5 separate regions of the Mus musculus genome follow, and all the other regions are linked to region 1. Evidence: chromatin loops called from intact Hi-C (ENCODE). Cell type or tissue: heart. All regions are shown on one strand. Region 1 has its middle 3.4 kb from the start of Gm32190. Region 2 overlaps Gm38809 (a long non-coding RNA gene). Region 3 overlaps Gm32328 (a long non-coding RNA gene). Region 4 overlaps Gm46959 (a long non-coding RNA gene). Region 5 overlaps C530044C16Rik (RIKEN cDNA C530044C16 gene).

Region 1 (5,000 bases):
AGTAAGTAAAAGGTAGGGAAAGAAGATGAGTTCTTTGATGTCTCCCCCTGGGTTGTGTACAGTTGACCCAATGTCCCTCTCTTGCTTAATGAAGGGGCTTTATTCTGCTCACACTCAAGAGTTGTAGCCTGTTTCTTTGCCTAGAAATGGACATTAAGTTCATGCGCTCTAACAAAAAGGTGGGATGTCCAAAGAGTTAGGGAATGCATACGGGAACAAATCATGGCATAAGAGGCAGCAGAGAAACACGGCGCCCAACTCTCTTCAGGATAGATGGTCCAGCAAAAGAGGCTATGAGATGTATGCGGCCTGCCACCTGTTTTTGTCAATAAAGTTTTATCGGAATACATTCGTTTACATTTTGTCCATAATTTTTGTGTCCACTTGGTGTCAGAGTTAATTTGTTGTGATAAAGATTGTATACCTAATAAATAAATAAATACTAAAGCACAGTTTGCCTTTCATTGAAATTTCTGTCATTTTTGGCCTATAGAATCTGTTTTTGTTTATTGCCTATCACCTGCACCAGCCTTGTGTCAGGTACTTTCATTTCTGGGACTTTTGTAGGTGATATCTCTACCCCAGTGCTCTGTCTGCTTTGTAAACTCACTCCTGTTGTTCTGATGTTAGTATAAATGTCATTTCTCCCATGACACCTTGTTTGGCCCTCAGAAGCTTAGCTAGGTGTCTGTCCTTGCTTCAGAAAATTCAGAATTTGCTACCAGGATGTGAGTCTATGCTGACTGCTTTGTATAGTAATTGTTCAGATCAGAGTTTGGGTCCCCAACTGGACCCTAAGCTTCGTAAGGGCAGGAATCTACCCGTTAACTCTGAATGCCAAGTAGCAGTCACGGAATGCTTAGTTTTAAACCTGATGATCTCACAACCAATGTAGATGTTGCTCCTGTTATAAGTATCACACACACACACACGCACACACATACACACACACACACACACACACACACACACATACACACACACACACACACACACACACACACACACAATCTATAGAAATTCATCATCATACTTTGCTTTTTGAAGAGAATGGGCTCCTCAGTGGACATTCACTGTGGCAGGACAGTGATATCAGAGCCACCCAGTACCACACTTGCTCCCTGCCCCCCAAACATCTTCTTATCAACTCTTCTCTCCCCTTTCTGAGTAAACAGAGGATAACCTACTGAGATTGAAATTATAGAGAATTTAAGAATGAATCTACTTTTTCTTGACCCCTCTACACCAGAATGCTCAACTTTAGCCTCAAGGAGAAAAGTCTTTCCCTCATGGCTCTTAGAGCATATTTATTCCCTTTTTCCTTTTACAGAGAAAGTGGAAAACCAATCCTGTGTGTTATTTCAAGAAGGCGATTTCGTTGAATCCCTTTTCCAGGAAGCCAGGCAGTGGCTTGCAAAGCTTATTTCCTCTTGGCAGGGCTCATGAGATCTTGGTCTGCCTATGTGTAGCTGTGAACTGGCCTCCGAAGACAGCTACCTTAATTCTTTCCTCAAATGCCCAGTGTTAATGTCTAAGATAGTCGCATCTGTGTGAAAGGACATCTCCTGGCAAGGCTTACTGATGTTAATCCACTTATTAAATGAAAGTTGGTAATATTATTCGGATGAGATGGTCTGAATTCCCAGATATACCTCAAATCCCCAATTCAATTTTTTTCTGAGATGTGGAAATTTTCACTGCCATGTTTGCACACCATGAAGTGCTTACCTCTTGTCCTCATGCTCTTGTTTCGGCTCTTTTTATGGTCATTTCCAGCAGGCCTGCTTTGTCATGTTTCTTGCAAGCCCTCAGAGCCTATGCCCATTAACGCCAATGCTCTTTCATTACCACAGATGAGCACTTACGACTTAGTATCACAGGCATTTCCTCTGCAGTCTCTTCCACTCTCTTTTTAAGGCAAGGAAAAAAGCTCCTTAGAAGAAATTATGTAACTCTAGAAATAGCAGCCAGCATTTGAGACATCCTGTGACAGCGAAAAGCCAAATTCCAGATGTGGGGTTTTGATTCTCCAAAGAAATGTGCGTAAGGAAGGAGGGATTGGAGTCTGGTCAGGAACGCCTGAGACATTTGCTGATTGTCCTGTCCATGAAGTGAAGCTCCAGACAGGCAAGGAGAAGGGAGTTGGGACCCAGGCCCAGACCATGCTACCTCTGGCCCTATTTGTCCAGAAGCCCACTGTCTAATGGTGGACTTTCCCAGGCCTGGCCCATCAGGAACAACTTCCTGATGGTCTCAGGAAGTGCTTACCCCAGGAATTCTCAAGTAGGGCAATCAGGACAAGGTGCCCTCCCTGCTCCTTCCTTCCTTTCTTTCTTTCCTTCCTCCCTCCTTCCCTTCTTACTTTCTTTCCTTCCTTCCTATCTCCCTTCCTTCCTTCCTTCCTTCCTTCCTTCCTTCCTTCCTTCCTTCCTTCCTCCCCCCCTCTCTCTTTCTTTCTTTCTTTCTTTCTTTCTTTCTTTCTTTCTTTCTTTCTTTCTTTCTTTCTTCCTTTCTTTCTTTCTTTCTTTCTTTCTCTCTTTCTGCATCTGTTTTCCTTTGGGGTCCTCTCTGCGTATGTTGAACAAGTAACTCCCTGAGCTTTTAAAGTTGACCTTTTGCATCCTTTATCTGAAGTAACTGCTTATTTTTCTGGTTTAGTTTAGTCATAGTTGGTATTTATTTTTTTTCAGATCACACACAGACATGCTTTCAAGTTTTGTCAAGAAATAAACAACATAATAACATTCATAAATAACATTCATAAATATTTATCATATGCAGATATGTGAAGATTTTTAAAGGAAAAGGGGGGACCTGGGGCTGTGTTAAAGTGGAGTTCAGCAGGAGAAAAGGAAACATTCTTTATTTTATTGTTTGAAAACTTGAAGGCAGTCACACAAGGAAGAAACACAAGGAAGTTTTCAAAGCTTTCAAAGGAACCGTGTTCTGTCCCCAGTGTAAAAGCAAGGAAAACAGCTCTTGATTTCCTTAGAAATTTGGATCCGCTGTCCCACAATGACAGGGTGAAGAAATGATTGCACTTAAGAGACGCTGAGTCATGGAGGAGAGGACACTGGCTCTGGAACCAATCAATGACCTAAGACAGAGCTGCTTGGGTCAGGCCACTTGGCATTCCTGCCTTCCCTTTCTCGGAGAGGCCTGTGCTGTCTCCTGGGTCTGGAAGAGAAAGTTGCCTGTAGTTCACTTCAAGAGTCTGGGAAGTGACTGGAGCTCATCAGACAGGATGCAGGGGTTGGAATGGTGGGCACATTCTGAAAACATCTCTGGTTTTGTCTCTGGTTTTGTCCAAGCAGTCGCCCTGGGTTTGCTAAGTAGTTGTCTTAGAGCATTTTGAGAAGACCAAAAGACTAAGAACTTTTTAGGGACCCTGATTAGGTAATACAGAGTGGAATATTCTTGATCTGTGTAATTTCTGCCCAAGTTTATTAGGGTATTTATGGTATCCTTTGTCACTCCCCTCTTTCCCAGACAAAGCACTGTTGTCTTTGGGGCAAATGACTCAGTCCCAGGGCCCCTTCCTGGGCTCAGTGGATGTTTAGTGCCCTTCCTTGTTGTTACCCAGTAAGTGACAGCTACACCCAGTCTTAGTGCATTTGGGCTGTTGTATAACAAAACACTATGCATCAGGTATAAGAACAACTCCTTAGTCTCTTACATTTCTAGAGGCTTTGATATCTAAGATAAAGTAACCTGCACTCTGGGAAAAGACAACCTCAGTGGAAGAGATGCAAGGTTTCTCTCCAGCCTCCTTTGCTTTCTCACCTTTATTTTGTAGCACTGGAGATGAAACTCAAAGCCTTGTGCACGACAGACAAGGATTCTACCTCTGAGTTACATTCTCAGACCATTTTTATTTTATACATTTTGAGAAAAGGTCTTGTTAACCTGCCCAGGCTGGCCTTCGAAATGTGCAGTCCTTCTGTCTTAGCCTCCTGTGTACCTGATGTTAAAGGCATGTGCTACCAAAGTTGGTCAGGCCTCTTTTATAAGGGCACTAATCTCAAATCAGGAAACTCTAGCCATATATCCCAATCATCTCCCAAAGGCCTAGCTTCCTCACATATCACCCAAAGAGGGAAAATTTCAACATGGGTTTAGGAGATGTGCAAACATTTATATTATGGTATGTTCCCATTCTCAGATGCTACCGTCAAAAATGTCTTCCAATATCACTGGGTTGGGACAAAGAGAAAATCTAGCTGAAAACCTCTGGTTAGGCCAAAGTTTGACTTCTGTTTCCTTCTCCCTGCCACTAGACAGGCGTGTCTCTTGTCTCTCACTCACACACTTATCCATGTCATTTATTCTTTGCTCACAGGCCTTTCTCCTCTAGAAATGCCACACTGAGGGACATGGATGACTATATAAAATACAAAATGAAGTCTTTGTACTGATGACTTAATTTTTTTTACATTAACTTTTTTTCTGGGTTGGTGTTAAAAATCCTAAGATATACTAGCACTCAGGTTGATGTGTGCAGAAATTGTGTGTGCCAGAGCTGTTTCATTTAGTTGTACAGGTTTGGAGTTTGAAACTTGAGGCAGCACATGTGAAGTGGAGACAACCGAATTTCCTAGCCTCTAACTCCAGGAAGTGCTATCTACGAGACACTATGAGGGAGGGGCCCCTTGATGCTGACGCTGAGGCTCTGTTCTGCACTGTTCAAGCATTGGAAACCTTTGTTCAATCAGACAAAGCTGACATCCAGCATCAACCCAACCCCAACATTCCAATTTCCAGAAGAAAACCAATCAACTCTATGATTTCATGTAATGAATGGCTCAGCCTGGCGCTCATCGGCAAGTGGGATGTAGGAACTGCACCTCCCAAAGCATCCATGGTGAGAATATTAAAGGGGACATTAGTCTGTGGGGGATGGAGAAGGGTACTCACTTTCTGATCAGCTAAAAGATGGCAAGAGCTCTGTTCTGACCCTGTGCCTTTTACTTCTTAAGTAATGGTAATATTTGATTGAAAAC
Region 2 (5,000 bases), 120 kb after region 1:
AGTTCCTTGCACATAAACAGCTCAATTTTAATATCAAGTGTTTACATGCTCACAAGTTAAATATAACGCAGTGTGGAGACTACATTGGGATATTTGGAACAGTATATAGAACTTGAGGAGAAGGGTGACCATACACTCTGGGTTTTGAGGAGAAGGGTAGCCATACACTCTGGGTTTTGAGGAGAAGGGTAGCCATACACTCTGGGTGTTGAGGAGAAGGGCAGCCATACACTCTGGGTTTCTAGGATGGGCTTTCCTTTCACACAAGGTAGAGTGGACATGGAAAGGCATCTCCAGACTTGGCTGCTTCACTCTCTGTCAATTCAGATATTCAGCTATTTAATGTAATTTGTTAGCCAGCGGTCCTCTAAATCAGGCATGTACTTGTATTTTAGTGACATAGCCAGACTTTAGATACTGACTCTGACTCCCTTTTTTGTGTGTGTGTGTTTACAAATTTATTCTACAGCCAAAAACAATAGGATTTATTTTCTTTGGGAAAGTAACCTCCGGGTGGTAGGAAAAATTATATATGTAGCGTTGTTGTTTGCCCGTAGACGGTGCAGTTTGTTTTCCTCTCTTGAAATGTTTGCTTTCCTTCTGACATGGAAAATATCCAGAGATATAGTGTGCGTGCACTGGCATGCATATATCCTTGCCCTTGGGTAGAAATCTAGTGTCCGTGGAAGAGTGTGGCGTTTGATTGAAAGCCAGAGAGCCTGGCAGTTTTTCAGCGGCTCCGGTCCACAGTTCTCCCTGAAGTGAATGTCACCAACTGTGGACAATGCGCTCGCTCTCCTTGAGAATCTGAGACAAGCTGCTGGTTAATGTCTCTGAAACAGCCTGTTAAGACTGTTGCTACAAATTAGAGTCTGGATCATTCCAAAACCCAGATAGATTCCTTTCATCCCCCAGATGGCCGTCTGATTGGGAGCTGGGCAGGATCAGGTTTCAGGTTGTGACTTAATGATTCAGGACAATATTTATGGTTATTACTTGACAGAGGGCAGCGGGGAAAATTAAGGCATAGCCCCATGCTTCATTTATGACAAAAAAACAAATTCATGGCAGGACTGTGGATTAGAGGTGGCATCTCGGAGCTGCAGGCAAAGCCCAGGTACAGTTCTGAGATGGTCCGTCTGAGCAGGCACAGTCAGGCTGGCGAATCCAGACTTCAAACCCTTGGCTAAAGCATCACTAGTGGAAAGAATGAAGTCACCCACCAGCAGCACATCCAGGGTAGACACAGCTGTGTGTGAGGGATTTCAGCACAGAGCACATCACTGCTCTGTATGTGTAGTGATCACACAAGTCAAAAAATGCCACCCAGGGCACATTTTTTACTTTATTATTAATCTTGGGACTATCAACAAGAGAAAGAAGTAATTATGCTTGCCACTTGTGAGTATTTGGTTTCTCCGGTGTGTAATTTCTACATGAGCCTCTAAAACATGCTCTATATAATGCCATTTCTTACATTGCCCCTGAATTTTGAGAATTCTGCAATTGAGCGATAGTGAAAAAAAAAAAAAAAAAAAAAAAAAAAAAGACTGGCTAAGAGGAGGCCCGGGAAGGGGTTAAGTAAGCCTTGATTCCATTCATGGAAATATAGATCAGCTAGGAGAAAAGCCAGCAGAAGGTTTACCCCTTTCGGCTAATCCTCTGCTCCCTCTGGGAACTGAGAATACACTCCTATTCCTCTGTGAGGAGACAGAAAACTACACCGCACACTACGAATGCATTTGACCAACTGTGACATTTTTTAAATAAGGTTTTAACTGGTTTTATTACACCAACTGTGTAATTTCAAAATGACTCTGTCATCTATTATATCTATTATAAACAAGTACTTTGTTTAACCAAGCCAATAATAACCTTCCCCGACCGAGACGGCTGGGGTTTGAGAACAGAGTTCTCTGATTGTTTAGATAAGGGGAAGGAGAGTCTTTGGCTAGGAAAAGCAAAGCAAGCATGGTTTGGAAAGAAAAAAAAATTAAATGTGTCATGCTATTCCCAATAATTTGAATTTTTCCCTCTGCTGTGTGCAGGAAAGGCTCCTACTTGCTGAAGTCCACCTCACACTACTACAATCTTGGTTACAGCTTGCACAGTCTGTCCCTGGACTCTCAGCTTTCAAAGGCACAAAACAGCCAGGCTGTGTGAATGTCATCCCTGGTGCTTTGGAATGGACCATGCTACATTCTTCTCTGTGTATGACCTGAGGGAACTGTCAATCTCCAAATCCATCTAGATGCTAGGAATGACAGTTCCAGTCTCATGACATTGTGATAAAAGTTTGGTAACACTGTATGCCTGAGACATGGGGAAGAACTCTATAACTAAAAGCCCCCTTCTAATCTCCATGGGGCAACGCCATGCCAACTATGCCTCAGAATATGCAGTTGTCGTAGAAGCTATGACCCGAGGGCTCCTAGACACCCAGCCCTCTCAACTACAGCCTCCTCCAAAGTGACCCCATTCTGTCTGAACTGACCAGACATCTGCAGTGGTGCCATGCTCACTGTGGCTTCTTGACATTCTCTGTCTGCTTTTCTCCCGCCCCAGGGCACATTTTCAAGCTAAAGCTTACCTAATTTAGCTTCTGGGACAAAATATCTACTTTTCTGGGAGGCTTAGAGGCTCTGTGACTTTGCAAAGACTCTTAAGAAAGCTTGAAGCAATCCAAGCCTCCCAATGCATGGGGAACATTTGTGTATACACATGTGACTCCTAACTATGCCTCTCCCCCCAACATACACACAGTCAGGTACTCACACTTACACACTCACACAGTTCACTCTCACACATACACAGACTCACACATACTCCCATGCTCTCAGTCTCTCTGTGTCTGTGTCTCTCTGTGTCTGTGTCTCTGTGTTTCTCTGTGACTCTGTCTCTGTCTCTCTGTCTCTGTCTCTTTCTCTTACACACACACACACACACACACACACACCTCTAAGATTTAGAGTTCTGTGTAGATGTATCCGTTCTAGACTTTCTAGCACTCTCAGAAGGTAACTTAGTCTCTTAAGACCAGGTTAAGCATCTGGACGCGTCAGCAAACAAACATGCTGTCAAATAGCCTCTCTTTCAGTTTTACAGACATATTATCCTGCACTAAAAAGCAATATGGATAAGATTTTTGATATTGGAAGATAAGTTGCACTCTGAAGCGATGGCTGTTGCTTTCCTTTCCCATGGACCTTGGTTGTCCTTGTGACAGGGACCGCCACAGTCCTGCTGAGACACACACGGTGGGAAAGATTCCTTGGAGCTTTTTCTGCAACACAGAGTGGAAGGATCTATTTAAAACAAACTGTCTTTAACTGCAACCAAGCTGGGGATCTAACCCTGCAGATTTCTAAGCCTGCTTGTGGGCGACAAGGCACAGACCCAAACGGAAAGCAGTGCAGAACCCTCGGGGAGAGGTAGACACAGTGGAGGCCAGTGCACCAATTAGGGGAGAAGCGAAACAGATGACGCCTGACATGGGCTGGAGAAAGAGGAGAGGTTTCAAATACACATTGAATTCTGTTTTCTCCAAAGGTCAGCTTTAATCAAGTTCCCATGTAAATATTACCAATATAAACCAAGTAATGGAGGTTAAATGGCTGCGCTTGAGGTCACTGACTCTTGGTCAAGCTGGAAGATTTCACATGAAATGGACCAGTTGTAATATACCTGGAGGGCCTCAGGCCCAGCCATGAAACTTGAGCCCCCTGCCTCCTCTAGCTGTCAGATGGAGTGTAGAGTGAAAGAAAGAGGGGGGCAGGGCAAACACCAGATGCATAGGGGCCCTGAGGATTTTCTAAACACATTAAGCTTAGACTCTCTGTGGCTGAGAGTAAATGGGCAATCTCATGTATGTTTGACATATATGTTAGTACTTCTTGTTTGTTGATGTCATTATGAAGGGACACCTAACAGTCCTAAGAGGATTCCCCCCTCCTTGGTTCTATGGGTCTTTGATGCATTCTTTGCAGAAGTGCTGCAAGATCTTGCTTTAGAGGCAGAGCCTCTGTGCCCAACTAGAGGAGAGCCAGGCCTGCAGGGCTCTATTCCTAATGTATAGGGGAGGAAACTGAGGTAGAAAGGTCAGATAATTTGCCTACGGCTGCAGGGTTGTAGGATGGGACTTGAATTCAGATCTGACATCAGTCCATGTCTTTAAGCACACAATTCAAATCATTTCCCTAACTGGCATCCTTAAACTGGCATCTTCTCACACCGGCTTAATCTCAGTTGTTTTCAACTGGCTTCTAAGTAAATGCAGCTTGCCATCTAAATGCCAGAGTCGCTTCTTTGGAAGATGGTCTTCTAATCAGAGATGTGGACAGATTCCCACATATTTTAAGCCTAGAGATAAACCCATGTGCAGAGCACACACACACACCATGGAGAGTGGGAAGGATGTTGGGCCAGCTCCTAAGAGTAGCAAGGGAGCCTTCCAGCAGCTACTGCTCACTAGTTCTAGGAGCTTCACTGCTGCCCCAGAAACTGTCTTGCTCGCTCTTGAACCAACCGCATGATGGGGCAGAGTGAGACTCAGTCAGGGTTTGCTTTGATGCCTTCTTCTCTGCTTCCACAGGAAATGGCCTGAGAACCCAAGGCTTCTGAAATGCTCTGCCTGTCATCTTTATGGGAACACCAGACCATAAAGTGCAGAGAGATGTGTGCAGATAACTGTGCTATCGTTTTCAAGGCAAAAAGGCTTAGTAGGGCAGAACCATGACACTGATATACAAAAGCACAAGCCTAAAGAAGCTGTGCTCATCCAGTTCCACTTTCCTGGGACTGTGGATGGAAAACACGCGCTTCACTAGAGAGAGAAGTTGATGGTGTCCCCGGGAAGCCTTGTGCCTTCAGATCTTCTGGAGCAGTTGTCTCTAAACTTCCATTCTGCAACAGGCAGGGTTTGCATGCCTGAATAACTCAACACCAGAAGTGAGAGCAGTTCATGACTCATATGTGTCCTGCACGCATCAGGGACGAAAGAT
Region 3 (5,000 bases), 46 kb before region 1:
CTACCCTATTGGTCGCTTTCACACAGAGGAAGTACGGCACAAATGAGGCCTGGGCGGTATTCTTATGGGAAGGAGAGGGTTACAATGACCAAGTGCAAGGTAAAACATGGGGGCATTTCACTTAGCCCAATTCCCCAAGTTAACTGATCACAGATTCCTTTTCATGAGGGTTACATCTTAAGGGGAAGCTTAGGTTCCCTGGAGGGTCCTGTGGGAAACCCCTTTCCATGAGTGTTATCTCTGTGAGCTCATGTTGCTTGGAGGGCACTGTGGGAAACCCTGAGCTTATCCAGCCTGAGCCCTTAGAAATTATATTTCCTTGACAGTCCAATTATACACGAGCTTGTCACGTCTGAACACACAGGCGTCAGTGAGAGAGACATAGACTTTCAAACCTTCCCTGGTCAGTGACTTCAGTGCCTGGGAGGAACTGTGTAAAACAGAATTGGAATAGAACGTCCATCTTCACGCTCTCCCTTGTCCAGTGCCTGGCTCATCCGTGCCCTCTGCAGGATCTGTCCCGACTCCAAGTGGTTGTCTGTCGCAGAGGATGCCTATCTTGGTTGGAACCAGCTGCATGAATAAGGGGTTGGAGAGAAGGGCCCAGTGAGCACGTGATGCGCTCAGGCCGTGGAACTCACATCCTCCATGCGAGCAAAGAGTGAACAGCTCATCATCTTGACGTTATGAGATGCAGGTCACTGGGCTAAAGGACACCAGGTGTCCTCTTTTCAGAGGGTAACCTGAGCAACGCGTTTGTATTCGGTTGAGTTTGATCTCTAGCCCTGAACTCTGATCTTTTCACCCGCCCACAGGAAATCTGACACAAGACCTAGAAGTTCTTCAAGGTGAGCGAAGTGTCGCCTATGTATAGAAAGTGGCACAGTGGCACATGATGCCATCTAAATTGCCTTAGGTTTTTGTTGTTGTTGTTGTTGTTTGTTTGTTTATTTTTGTCCCAAGTGTGTGCTCTTTCAGCCTCTTTCTAATTTGTTATTGCCAAATGAATACAAATAGCCATTTAACAGTCTTTAAGTGACAATTATGTAGGATTTAGTCTACTCACCACACTGTACAGCCATTAACACTATAACTTTATAGAAATTTTGCATCCTGCTGACTGAACTATGTTCATTAATAAAAACTTTCTCCTGCCCTCCTCCTGTTCCAGGATATCCACTGTTTCCTGTCTCTGTGAGGGGCTCTTTTCCACCTTTGTTCTTGTTTCTGTTTTTCTTAGCACAGCCTCTCAATGTTCATTTGCATTGTTGCACTTCAAAGGGTGGGAGTGTGCCGGCTTTTTGTTAATCTCTATGCTGAGCCTAGAATTGAATCAAGCTGTGTTTCAGCAAGTTATGGTTCATCATCTTCTCCCAAGGAGAGATTTATGCAAAACAGTAGTGTGTTATTAATAACACACAAACAAAACAGAGCTTCACTCTTTCTTTGGCCAAATGATCTCCCATTGTTATTTGTGCCACATTTCATTTATCCACCCATCTGTTCGCACTTGTTACCACCTTTTGGCTGTTGTGAATAGTGCTACTATGAATGTGGGCCAAGGCAAGCCTTGTTTGGAAGGTTCCAGTCCAGCTCTGCAGCCTGGAAGGCCCAAGTCTCACTCAATTTGGAGGATTTAAAAGGTAGACAATACTTGGCTAAAGTTTCGGTTTGGAATCTTACTATCTTGGTGTCTTCTTCTTTCTTCTCATGTCTAATTGAGCTCTTACACCCACCTTTGTGTGGTGTTGATGGGTGATGGAAAGCCCTAAGTTGGAAAAAGCTCCAAGGCCGGCTGAGTCCTGTTCCTTTTTGTACTAAGGGGGTCATTTGCTGTTGTGGAACTGAAAGTATTACAGCTGAGTGACAGTTGTTTAATATTCAAATTACATGAACTTTCCGTGTTGTGGTTTTGCCATTTGAAGCATTGGCCTCTTCCACGTGACTGAATTTGTAAGCTGGAACTGTGTTTATTAACAGAGGCTGACAAGACTCTGCTGAGCGCTTAGATGGACTGCGGTGACGTGGGGTCCAGAAAGATGGTTTGGGGGTGGCTGGAGCCCACACTGGCCAAAGTTTAAATTTCACAAGAAACTTTCTTAGAGATGAAATCCATGTTTTCACTCATTTGGGCTTATTACGTGATGATGGATGTGAGACAAGAGGAGACGGGCTCCAAAACGGGATTCTAGAAGTCAAAAGTCAGAGGGATTGCTGTTTTTCAAGAAATTGTCCAAGGGGGACCACAGAAAAGCACTTAATGGTCTGATTTTATTATTGTTTTCTCTCACAGGGCCTTCTTGGCCATGGGTATAAATACACACTCATTAGCAGAAGTTTCCAGCTTACATTTTCTCTGGAGAATAACTAGGGTCTGCTCATTCCAAGATGGGTAAGTGGGTCTGGAGCCAGTTTTCAGGGTTGTTATGGCCCAGAAACGGGTGACATCATTCTCTTCTGCTCTCAGTTGAGATCTGAACCAACTGGCCTCAAACCTTCAACATGTTTAATTTAGTAATGTTAGGAGTGTCCTGACCTGATAAGTCAGTCTCAAACAAACTTGTGCAAAACTCTGATGCAATATTAGTAAGATCCAAATAGATCAGAAACTATAGTTATTTTTTTTTTACCATCTTGAAAATTATGGTTTTAAATTACTAAAGAGAGTTTATATGGTTAAAAATGATAAGCAAGCAGATTTGTTTTGTTTTTAAACAGGTTTCAGTTTTAATTTAATAATTAATTTTAAAATTTAATTTTAATTAAATTTTTTTATTAATTTTTAAATTTATAAATATAATCACTCATAAATATGTTTATAAGAATGTGCAACAGGGAAGAACTGTCTGCAGTCTCACACCCTAAAAGCCCTTTTGCAGTTCTTTACAGTATATTCTCTTTGTTAATTTTTTTATAGTCATAACCATAATTTAGGGAGAACTTTGCATCTTTTTATTTTCATTTAATGTTGTGTGAAAATGTCTCCGGTGTTTTCACATGGCCTTCAAAGCCTTGCTAGAAAATGACTCAATCAAAGATGAGCATACAATGCACTGTGATTAAACTCCAGACTTAAACTACACTGGAGGCATTTCCAGATCTGTGGTTCAAGATCTGGCCATTCCAAAGGTCTCTGACAGAGGGCAACCGGCAATCCTTTTGGCGACATCTGGGGAATCTGAATTGCAGACTGGAGTCCAGTAGCTAGCCATCCAATCCTGGTCTGGTTGGTTGTTTAGTGTCAGGATCTTAACCTAATTTCTGATTATCATAGTCTTAAATATCCGGTTTATTTATTCATTTTTGAGTAGGCTTTAAAGTGATGCAGCATAAAAGGCCTGGGTACAGGCATTGAATAGGAGGTTCTGAGAAAGGAGCCTGAGCTCTAACTACCAGATCCCCTCTTAGTAATTTTAAAGGCTCAGTCCTGGCTATGGAGGTCTTGGTTGACAGATCTTAGAGACCTCCTGTTCCCATGGGAACCCGTTTTACCAGTAACGTGTTTCTGTTGCAAACCCCCTTTTTTAGGGCATAAGATCTAGAGGCCAGAGGAAGACTGGGTTCTGGTGGCAAGAGGGTGCTCAAAGGCACAGGTAGAGATGAGACTATGATGTCATTAACGAATGCAGGTGAACAGGACAGAGATCTTGTGGGCGACTGACCAGGCGTGTTCATCACATGAATGTGGCAAGGAACCTGGGGAACTGATTTCGTAGTAGGCTCGACAGACAGCAGAGAGCACGCAGAGAGTGGCATAAAGAGGACAGTGATCAAGGATAATATCCTCATGAAACGACATGTTTAAGAAGAATACAGAAAGGATAACCGCTCTTCTTAACCAATACACAGTTCCCAAAGCCTCAGAAATGATTATTCAAAAGTCACTGTGAATCTCCGAGTCCTAGAAGACAGCCAGAGAGCTTCCCAGAGCTTAAGGGAGCCTGTCTCAACCACCAGACTTGAGTTTTTCCTGACGCCGATACAGGCCATGTACAAAAATATTAGCATTCCCTGTTCAAACAAATAGGATATAGTCTGGGGAACACACGGTTGTCTAATTTTACTTTGAAAAGATAACAGTTAAAAAAAAGCCCAGAGTATAAACAGTAGACACAGGCTATGCGCTGTGACCCTCCCAACCCACAGTGGAGTTCACACTCGGTAACAAGAAGACTGCCTTATGGAGGAGAAGGAAAAATAGCCTTTGCTTTTTCAAGTTTGTTCTCGACAAAACTCTTTTCTGAAGGTGTGTTTTCTTTTCCCTTCTTTTGCCCCCTTCCTTCTTAGAATTTTACACCATCCACCATCCCACCCGCCTGATCCTTTTTTTTTAAAGCTAAGTGGACGCTGAAACCCAGCCTGCATGTTAAGAGTACATTTCCTATGCAAACAAACACAGCTCAGACCCAAGAGTAAGGAAAGCAGTCCTGTCAACCCGAAAGGACCCAGTGCATGGTAATTTCTGTAACTGAAGTGTCTGAAGGATCCCAGGGTACAGGAATGACCCATAAAACGGGACTGGGACCACACAAAAACATATCCCTGGCTCCAGGTGGGCACTGAAGATAAGCAGAAAGAAGAGTAGGAAGCAGTCGACTTGCATCAGATGATCTTCAGAAATCCCCCTTTAAAGTTAGAGATTCCCCCTTTAAAATTAGAAATCTCCCCTTTAAAATTAAAGTCCTTTCTAAGCCTTTCCTAGAGCTGGAGGTTGGGAGGAAACAGGGAGGCCACCGAGACGGAGACACTCCCGAGTTTCTCTCTCGAGGTCTTTCCAGTCTTTGCCAAGTTTCTCTGGACTCAGATCTCAAGCCAGAGATTGCCAGTGACTTAGCATCTGTGAAGATCTTATACAGGGGAGACTCAGAGGCAAGGTGGCTGGGATACATAGCATGTTTTTTTAAATCTTATTTTTTCATTTCTTTCTGAGATTATAATATCATGTCCCCCTCCCCTTCCTTCCCTAAACCCTCCCATGTACCCATCTTAGCTGTCTTTCA
Region 4 (5,000 bases), 67 kb after region 1:
GTTTCTTGCTGGGTATTTGAATGAAGATTATGGTAATTATCCAACTGAGGGTATGAGAAAGGGTACAATTCAAGCCAGTTGTTAGAATTGCTGGCAGAAGTGAAGAGTTCCTGCGAGGATAATGGAAGATGAAAGAGAGAAGGGCTCATGGGAGACAGCCCTTCAGTCTGTGTCCTTGTGAAATGCAAGCAAACCCACGTCATGCTGAAAACACCCTCCCATCCTCCATGGGGATGCTTGCCCCCAGTAACCCACAGGAGACTCTGGTAACCACAGGGAAGGCTGTTATTGAGAGTGGTCTGATACACTAAGACTCTCACCTAATATTGGCCTCTGAGGATACCATGGATGAAGACAGAGTTGGAAAATATGCATCCTTTTTCTTGGCATAGACCTGGAAGATGATGGTTTAATGATACCTTTGTCGCCAATAGCTTTCATTTATGTCCACTCTGGCGTGGCTCAGTAGAACTAGATCCTGACTACCCTTTGTCCTGACCTTCTTTTCAAGATGGCAGCTGCCATCCTTCCTTACTGGATAACAATGTGACTGTGTGGAGAAGAATTTACCAATGTGGGACTGGCTGGATGGCTCAGGGAGGAAGGGCAGTTTCTGCTAAGCTTGATGACCTGAGTTGGCCCCCTGGGACACATAAGATGGAAGGAAAGAACAGACTCCTGAAGGTTGATCCTTCCCCTCCCCCATCCCCGTGCAAGCTCATATGTGCATGTGTGCACAAACAAACAAATAAATAACTCAATAAAATCTAAAGTTAAAACTGTTGCCTATTTGGGTGCTGGATACCAGCCACACTGCCATCTGCGTTCCTTGCAGTTTGAGCACCTGGATCTCCAGTTTATTCTGAAGGCAATTTTTCAAAAGGTAGATCTATAAGACATATCCAACTTCACTGCTTACGTAGACCAGTGGTTTAGGAGCCTCTGTTTTTGCAATCTGTGAACACCCAGAGCTCCCTGCTTTCCTTCCCTTCCATCTCTGATAGGTTCCTCCCCTGGGAGACGTATGCTGAATCCCAGCAGAGTGAACATCAGCCAAGAGAGCTCTGCCTTGTCAAAAATGATCTCCCACATTCCTCCCATGAAGTTTTGAAGGCCTAGATGTAGTTTCTCAGCTAGGTTTGGGGAGTTCAAACATGCCAGATAAAGGAAAGCCCCTTGGGAAGACAGACAAAACAGACTCACTAGTGGAATGTGTATGTGTCTTCATAGACAAAGGGCCCCCGAGGAGGTGACCCTTATGCCAAGATTTGAGACTGAATGAGATTGGACTAGTAAAAATAAAATCCCGAGAGCATTGGGCAGAACCTTGAAATGGGCAGTCTGGGTGGAGAGGAGGCCAGAGCAATGAGGGGGAGAAGAAGGGGCTGGAACAACTGATGGAGGGAAGAGGGTGGGCGGGAGAGCAGACTTTAATGGAGCATTGACAATCCACTCCTAAGGGAAGATTTTTGAGTTGGCTTTTTCTTAAGTAAGCATCGCTTGCAAGGTTTTGAGCTGTCCATCCTTAATTGGGAATGGGGTCAGGAATGGGGCAATGCTTTAAAAATAGTGCTTGTTTGTTTGTTTGTTTTTCCCATATGGCCCTGATCTAATTGTACCGAGGTAACAAGAAAAGACTGTGGGTCCTGGTGGGGATCAGGCTTAATCACAAAGGGAATCCATGAGAAGTTTCAAATAGGGAAGTGACATCTATTTACCTCGTGCCACCAGCTACTAATGCCTAGGGCTTGGATGAGGGCAAAGGACAGGGTCTGTAAAAGTCATGATGATGGATGTTAAGGAACTATCTATATTAAGTATTGAAGGATGACTTGGCTGGCTAAAGAATGAACGACTTTTGATCACAGGGAATTTAAGCCAGAATTAGTCTCTAACTTGCAGCTGTTTTGAACCAATGAGTACTGGCAGTAGCCTTCTAAAAACTGTACACCAAGAAGAAGCTCACTGTGGGAGGGGTAGAAGCCATCGCTGACATATCTGCCTTGGGATAGGAGGTACGGTAGGCAGACATGAGTGTTCCTAGATTGAAAACAAATGTGTAACCTCAGCTGAAATATGCAGAATTGTTTCATTTGTACTCTTGACTAAAACGGGGAAAGGATTGTGCACACTGTAGATCATTTGTGTCTTATGATGAGTTGAAGGATTTTTTTTTAATAATAATTCAGTGGCTCTTTTTGAATATCCAGATGTTAATAATAGTTTCCTGCTATGTGATTAGAAATGAATCTGCCAAGGGAAAAATCCATGAGGCCTTTTCTCTTGGGGGAAGCTGAGTTACTTCTGTTATGTTCTCAGGCTTCCTGGGGAAGTCTATCAACATATGAATTAATGATGGGAACTGGAGTCTGGCTGGTCACCAAGGAATTACCCGCCTTGTTTTCCAACTTTGACCTTTATTATTTACACACTCAGCTTGAAATAGGACAAATGCAGCAACTTCCCAGCTATTTCATTCCTGGAAACCCAGCCATAGTCTGGATGCTTCTGAGAGTGGAAGAGCTATGCATTTCATAGGGAGTTTCTGCTGTCTCTGGTTCAAGAGGCTGAGACCTGCAACCTCATTAATTAAGAGATGATGTGAATGGCAGCTGGGGACTCTCTCTTTTCCATTATAAATTCCCTGACAGAGAAAAAGTGAAAATTCACACACACACACACACACACACACACACACACACACACACACACCCAAGCTTCTGTGAAATGTTCAATAGCTGGCTTGAAGGACATAACAGTGTTTAATTGTTCAATGCTTAACGTGCTCATTTAGTTTTCTCTCGAGAATAGGTTGTCTAGAATAGATCTGGAATCTGTTTTGGAATAAACTGTTCAAACATTACAACACACCATTTGCTGACATAAAGATGTCATAGACGGCTCTAATACTCAGGGACTGAGGCATCTCTGGCATCAGCCTGGTAGTACAGATGCAGCTGCAATGTTTATATGTCATCCCATGTTTAGGCACCGTGCCTTTAACAGTTTGTTGTTCAATTTGATCTTCTCTTGCAAAGTGGAAACATCACAGCAAAGGGGAGGTCTCTCTCAGTGCTGTTTACCAGAGGGTAGTTTTTTTTTTTTTTTAACTTGATGGCATTTTCCTGAGGAGGTAAAGGTGAGCTGAGTCTTGTAGGAACAGCAAACTACAGTGAAGGCTGATGCTTTTCACTCACAGCGAGACAGGTGCTGAGGTTGGCACATCTTCCACCACCAGGGCTCAGTTCTTCCGCAAGCGCACTTTCATGGGAACGGTTATTATGATTCCCATTCAGAGAAGAGGAAACCAGAGTTTACTAACTTGCTCAACAATATTTCCAGGGTCATCTTCTCAGTGGGAACTGTAGCTCTGAGGCACTCCCAGCACGCTCATGGCACTCTTTCTAGAAACCCATGGGATCAATGTGCTGTCGACCTCTGGATCTGGATAGTCTACAACTGAGGATTCAAATAACAGTAGATTGGATATATGCCTTCTCTACCCAGCATGTCTTGTCCCCCCTCTCTAAACAATGTAGTTCAACTGGGTAGCATTTACACTGTAGTATACTAGGCATGAAGAGACAGTTAAGGACACAGGAGGATGTGTGGGGGCTATATGCACACAACATTGTGATTCATCATTGTGACTTCACCATCTTTGGATCTGAGATCCACCGGAGATCCTGGAATCAGTTCCCCATGGATACTGAGAGACAATGGTGGGTTTTCTTTTGTTTGTGTTTACTTTGTTTTACCTTGTCCATGGGGCTGTTTTTTTTTTTTTAACTGATGATGTAAACACCTCAGAAACAGAACTGGTATAGTCAAGGCAGAGGCACTGTGCGCGCGCCCTGATGCAGCTCTCCACCATGAATTTGTGAAGGGAGGAAAAAAAATAAAGCCAGTTTCACCCAATAGCATTCTTCATGGAGCAGTAAAATATTAATATTCATTAAAACAAAATAGAATATTTATTTTCTTAAATCATACTCCCTAAGTTCACATTTTAAAAAAAGATTCAATTTGTAAAGTCCTTGTCCTGTTCACAGAAAAATTATTGCTGCCTTGATGAAAAGAACCAGCTTGGTGGATTTAGCTGTGAATGGAGGTGTTGCGTCTCCCATGGGGCTCCAGTTTTACTTGTAGGAATGACAGAAAAACTTTGGATATTCAGATTTATCGATCTATTTGCATGAATAAACTGAGTGAACTTGTTGTGTCCAGAACATAACTGATAGTGTTTATGGATAAGATTAAAAATTGAGCTTCCCGAAGAAGTTTGGAAGTTTTGACAATTTGGTTTCGCCATCATGCGCCTGTGAGCTTCAGAATGGGTGAGGAGTATGCCAACGAGCTGAGAAGACATGTTGGCTTATGACTCTGTGCCACTTGTGATTCTTCTGTAAAACAGAATGTGCCAGAGTCTGAAAACTTATAGAGCAGAGAGAATTAGTATTTGCGCTTAAAGTTACAAAACCACGTGTGGATGAAAGTCCAAGGTGGACAACGGACCTGACTGTACCCATACTGTAATGGTTTGGTTCTTTGGTGTGATCACACAGCAGTGGTTTGGCTCTGCACTGTGATCATGCAGCAATGGTTTGGCTTTATGTTGTGACTGTACAGCAATGGTTTGGCTCCATGGCTTCAGAGGCCACATTTTAAGTAATCTTTAAGAAGCTGCCGCTTGGCAAGTTCTGGTGAACTCGCACCTCTTCGTAGCCCTCTGTATACCTCTACGTACTTGAAAAGTCTGTCCAAAGGCCTCTTCGTGTTAGAAAGCAGCATTCCTGATGCTGCATAAGCTCTGTGTAACTTCAATCACAGCAGCATATGACAATGGGTTGAGTATCAGGAGTGGGTAAGAGAATTCACCGTAGTTTGTTAAACTAGACAGTTGTAAGATCTGCAAAAGTGTAAAAGAATGCCACTCCCTTCCAAACATTAACCATCGTTAACTGTGGCAAAATGCAATTAACATAAAGTTTATTGTCTTC
Region 5 (5,000 bases), 300 kb after region 1:
CCACAAAACTAAGCAACAATTTCACATTTTTTTTCCTAGCCTCTTTCAAACTCCTTTACAGAATCAAGAGAAAGGAAACCTAGGCCGCCACAGAACCAGGCAGCGTTGAGCAGTATTCAGACAGAGCCCGAGTCCTGTTTCTTATTTATTCTGAACAACTTGCCGTCTGGTAATATTTTTCTGTTCTATTTTTAATGGCTATAAAGTTTCTATCACATTCAGTAATTATCTTCAATCTCAAAAGGAGAGGGGAAATTCTACAATAAGAACAACATGAGACATTCAGTGCGCAGGTGCCAGATAGTGTTGTTTTGTTTAGTGGGGATGAGATTGTAAAAATATGGTTCTTTATAAATGATGTTCTCAAGCTTATTTATAGACACCGTGACACTCCCTCTTAAACTCTTTATTTAATTGCTAACAGAAACGTTATTTCAAAGGGGAATTAGGGCGGTGAAAATATATTTTAAAGTGGTAGAGTCTCCAGAGCGATCCAATTGTTTCTCTCTATCATCAGCTACAGCTACTTAGGAAAAAAGAAGTTGGGAGGTAATTTAAGCCACAGCACACAACAAACAAAAGCGTTTTAAATTTCTCAGGAGCAAGCTGTGCTGTGCTACATCTTGAAGGAGATGGGAAGGGCTATCAAGGAGAATTTATTGTCTGGTGGCCACCTCTAGTTATTTAGTGAAAGTTGAGAGCAAAAAAAAAAAAAAAAAAAAATTCAGTGGTGGCTAAGAACACAGGGGTAAGCTCTGCTTTAAGGAAGTGTGTGTGTGTGTGTGTGTGTGTGTGTGATGGGGGGTGGGCTTTGCCAACAGTTCCATTTTTTAGATAGTACATCTAATGATTATACTAGGGTATTATGGTTACTATTGAAAGACTAAGACATGAACCACAACACTACAATTCACTAATCATGAATACGTATCATGATACAGTCAGGTTAAATGTATCTACCACACTTACCATTCACCATGGAATCCGTGAAAGCTAATTCTTTCCACTTATTGATAATGCCTATCAGATGGACATAAGAAAAGTAAATAAAATATTTTCCCCCAAAGGAAAAAAATCCAAAATCAAAAATACTCTACATCTGTCAAAGCATACGCATACTCGTTAGAGCCTCCTTCAGTTAAGTCATCTCTCTGTTTTGTTCATAATTCAGTATTCTAAGTTCATACTCTATCTGAGAATCAGGCTGATGAGAGTTTACTACAGAAAGGCCTTGGAAATACTATCCCATTCACTTGATAATCAAAAGACACTGTGAGGGGTCTCGGTTGTCAGTAAAGGAGTCTGATAGAGGAGAACGGAGGGCATCAGATGTATCCTCACAGAGTGACCTCAGATTTCTCAGTGCATCTGCAAGGGACATGAGGTAGTCTTTTCTTTGTTCCTGACACAGGCTGTGACTCTAAGGGGCTTGCAGGTCAGCCACTTCTGACTTCTTGGCAGCTGCTAAGCTAGGATTGCCCTGGGAGGACTGGAGGGTGGGGGTGGGAGTGGGAGGCAGACGGGATCCAGAACAGAAACCCAGGCTGGTGAAGCAGAGGGGATGATGGCCCTGCGACACTTTAATGCAGTGCGTTTTCTTCTGCTGACCTGAACATGAGTAAATAAAGATAACCCTGGTCACGAAACATAACCCACTTCCCTTCCAGAGGGACACTGGGGAATTCTGGTCAAACGTGTCCTGCCCACATGAGCTGCCATCCGGCTGAACGTGACAAGTGTCAGTATGTCAGTGTTAGCCACAGCCTGGATGAGCTGCTCCAGGGGAGATCTGCCCTGCTGCCCCAGAGTCCACTAGGAGAGCCTCCACAGACTCTGTTATCAAAGTAGATGAATGGCGACCTACCTCAGTTCTGTTTCTCATTAAATATTTACAGAGGGATTATCCCAAGTTTTGCCCGTTTCTTTGGCTTTTCTGTTTGGTTTTGTTTTCTGGCTTTAACATACAAAACCTCACCTAATAAAAATTGCACCACATTCAAGGCAACGTGTTGAGGGCACTGCGGTTAATGTAGCTTTACTGGTGTTATTTTAAGTGTCTGTACTCTGAATTCCCTTGGAATCCATGCTCTTAACTCCCACAAATATGAACGGACCTCCCACGCCTGTAGGACCCCGCTGTGTATTTATTAGGAAGCAACTCCACTTCTAAATGCTGCACACCGGGCTGCCCCCGCCCCACCGGGTGCTCGAGTTCCTGAACATGCGTGTTTAAAAATGTCCCTTAAAAAAATATGGCTTAGCTGGACAGGCAAAACATTCTGTGTAATCAGAGAGCATGTTTAGGAAACACTGTTTGCGGAGATGAACCGTGCTTTAATGAAACGTCCGAGGGGATAAATAACTCAGTCCCCTTCTCCGGGGTCATGGGTGCTGGCTTCAGCTCTGGTCATAAAACAAAGTGGAGTCGTGGTCCCCGGAAGGGAGCGATGCAAAAACATCAAATGTTTGGCCTGGAAATGCAATGCGAACAGAGACTAAAACCAGGCCCTTTCACTAGCACAACAAATATTAAAATAACCACTTCAAAGGCTTGGGGGGTGGGGGGGGCATACAAAGTTAAAGCCAGAGAGAAAAACCCCTCAGGTGAAGTCTGGTTGGATATCTGAAGGGAGACCTTTCACCGCTGTCTCGAGAAGTTTCACTTAACTGTAAAAGATGATGAGGGTTTAATTTATATTTAAACCAAGGTTAGCATCCCTCTCCTTGTAGGACATTCTTTCCTAAGCCCTGCACTGAGGGTTTTGTTTTGTTTTCTAGGCGGTGCTCCATCAGCTTTAAGGCAACGCTCACCCTAAAGATGGATAGATAGCTATAGCATCACCAACTTTGAACAATGAACTAAATACTGTTGAAAACAGAAATTAAATTTTTGTAGGCTATCCATTTTTATCTGCATTGCTTAATGAGCTCTAGCACCGAAAATTCTGTGTCCCCATAAAAACCTATTCAGCATTCAGTTTTCTCAAACTTTAAACCTCAAAAAAAGTTATGGCATCACTGATGGTGTACTGCCACCGTCTGGTCATTTTGAGAACTGCAGGTAGGTTCCCTTTTCTTCAAAAACTGAGCTGTTTTCACCAACACATGTATCTTTTGGGGAAGAGACTTGTTAGACCTACCTAAGTGTCCTAAGAACACTCAAAGGAATTCTGAAGGCTCCTCTTGTTGCCTCACAGTAGGAAAAATCAGATCCACTTCACACCGGGGGGCCGGGGGGCGGGTTCTCTGAAGATTGCCATTTACAGCAGGGGTATGGGATGAAGAGAAACAAAATTCTTAGTTTACACTTAAAACTTAGACTCGTAACTAGCTAGTACACCTGTGTGTCACCAGACATTAGAATCCCCTTGCCATAGATGAGGATAATAATCATGCCTGACCTGTAGGTACTGGAGGGTAAAGGAGATGATGCCCCGGAGGTGCTTAGCACAGCGTCGCGCTCACGGCAGTGGTCAGCGATGAGAGAGATTATTAAAACTCGTATTTATTTAACTTCCTTTCAAACATACAGATGAGAAATCACAGTGTTGGCAAGGACTTCGAGTGCCTGGATCCTGTCCCAGACAGAAAGTTTCCACGATTTCCTTTACGTCATGGGAACGAGAGGATCTGCCAACCTTTAGAGAAGTAATCTTCCCTCCCAGCTCCCCACAGGCTAGGCTCACAACTGCTCACCCCCAGAGCTACTGCTGAGCAGAGCTGTCCTGCCCTGGCCCCCACCTCCCTCCTCTGCTCTGTTCGGTACACCGGCCCTGGACATCTGTATTTGCACTGCTCTCTCGGGGCCCCCGTTGCCCCTGGGTTCTGTCTTGCTTTGTTTATTTAAATCCCACCTCTCTGGGAGACACGGATCCCATCTTTCTTAAGAGTTTGCCTCCCATCCGCTTCCTTACTGGCCACCACTGGCAAGGGTTCATTTTGCCAGTGATTCCCTGACAGTCACACCCATGAATGGTGGGAATAAGATGTGAGTATCTCTATGCCCTGTGTAGCCACGAGAGTCTCACATCTCTGGTCCTCATCTCTGCAATAAAAATATATGTCAGCACCCATCTCACTATCAAGATGGTGTGTCGGGACACAAATTGGAAACAAAGCCTGCACTCCCCATTCTAAATTAGCAGAGAACAGCCCTTCACAGATTAGAAAGAGGGGGCCTGTCACACGCCTGGGTGGCACTAAAAGACTATTGTAGCTATAAGATAGAAGCCAGACCTCAATCTCTTGTGGCTCTTTTGTCCCCACGTAGCCCCATGTTTAAAGGATTTGTGCATTCTTGCTTCCCACTCCCTCTGTCTCTGGGTGGTAAAGAGGTACCTGGGCATGGACAGAAAAAGTTCAGCACCAGGTGGCGCCTGGGCTGCGGATCGGACTGAACCGGTTGTGCAACACTGCTTCTATTTCAGACACAGTGGCTTTAAGGTTTCTTAACATCACTTTGTTCCTCCATAAAATATAAACTTTTGGCCACACCCCTACCCCACCCCCATCCTATCCCACCCTTGTCTTACCAAGTTCCTGCAGATATCAGAGTCCACTGCATAGTTCTCAGCTCAGTTCTTTGATTTTTTAAAAGTCCCCACCTCAACCAGCAGAGGGCGGTGAAAGACAAACTGAGCTCTGAGTCTCTCTCTCTCTCTCTCTCTCTCTCTCTCTCTCTCTCTCTCTCTCTCCCCCCCCCCCCCCCCACTGCCCCTCGTGCGCATACCTAGGCTGAGGACTGTTGTCCCCTTTAAAGGTGCAAGGAATTTGATGGTAATGTTATCACTCCTGTTACCCCTCTGTATGGCCCATGAAGGGTTCTGAGGCACAGCCAAACACCCTGAGCTGGAGAAGGGAGGGGGTTCAGTGCAGAAGACAGGCCAAGCAGCAGTGCAGCTACTTGGAAGTGAGGTTCAGAGCAAAACAGGAGAGACCCAGGCCTGCACCCCACAGACCTGGGAAGGGTGGCTTACTGAGAAAAGTCTGGGGGAAAATAA

Evidence for each region. Peaks named below come from ENCODE experiments on the same cell type or tissue, not always from the same donor. Only the 100,000 strongest peaks of a DNase experiment are listed, where the experiment ranks them.
Region 2: a loop joins it to region 1, with 1.9 times the contacts of the local background. A loop is called at or near these places in 2 of 42 quality-filtered maps.
Region 3: a loop joins it to region 1, with 2.0 times the contacts of the local background. A loop is called at or near these places in 5 of 42 quality-filtered maps.
Region 4: it touches region 1 in a loop (2.6-fold over the local background); 2 of 42 quality-filtered maps call a loop at or near these places.
Region 5: a loop joins it to region 1, with 6 times the contacts of the local background. A loop is called at or near these places in 2 of 42 quality-filtered maps.

What each region holds. Positions count from the first base shown.
Region 1 is chr6:51,101,534-51,106,533 of GRCm38, reverse strand. No RefSeq gene overlaps it. Among named protein-coding and RNA genes, the nearest start is that of Gm32190, 3.4 kb to the right of the region's middle. In heart, no CTCF peak of the experiment used is centred here; DNase peaks (open chromatin) are centred at 1,973 and 3,113; H3K27ac peaks cover 1,378 bases.
Region 2 is chr6:50,980,561-50,985,560 of GRCm38, reverse strand. All of the region lies in intron 2 of Gm38809 (a long non-coding RNA gene), which reads left to right. Among named protein-coding and RNA genes, the nearest start is that of Gm38809, 7.1 kb to the left of the region's middle. RefSeq lists enhancers at 751-1,594, 3,231-4,490. In heart, no CTCF peak of the experiment used is centred here; no DNase peak of the experiment used is centred here; H3K27ac peaks cover 3,903 bases.
Region 3 is chr6:51,147,645-51,152,644 of GRCm38, reverse strand. All of the region lies in intron 1 of Gm32328 (a long non-coding RNA gene), which reads left to right. Among named protein-coding and RNA genes, the nearest start is that of Gm38810, 4.1 kb to the left of the region's middle. In heart, no CTCF peak of the experiment used is centred here; a DNase peak (open chromatin) is centred at 2,334.
Region 4 is chr6:51,034,179-51,039,178 of GRCm38, reverse strand. All of the region lies in intron 3 of Gm46959 (a long non-coding RNA gene), which reads right to left. All of the region lies in intron 1 of Gm31746 (a long non-coding RNA gene), which reads left to right. Among named protein-coding and RNA genes, the nearest start is that of Gm31746, 25 kb to the left of the region's middle. In heart, no CTCF peak of the experiment used is centred here; a DNase peak (open chromatin) is centred at 2,388.
Region 5 is chr6:50,806,360-50,811,359 of GRCm38, reverse strand. The region is part of intron 4 of C530044C16Rik (RIKEN cDNA C530044C16 gene); the gene reads right to left. Gm31455 (a long non-coding RNA gene) reads left to right here. Exons shown (of 5, transcript XR_869068.3): 3 at 40-169; 4 at 3,533-3,648. Among named protein-coding and RNA genes, the nearest start is that of Gm31455, 13 kb to the left of the region's middle. In heart, CTCF peaks have their summits at 3,047 (motif pointing left) and 4,399 (motif pointing right); a DNase peak (open chromatin) is centred at 3,619; H3K4me3 peaks cover 378 bases; H3K27ac peaks cover 1,154 bases.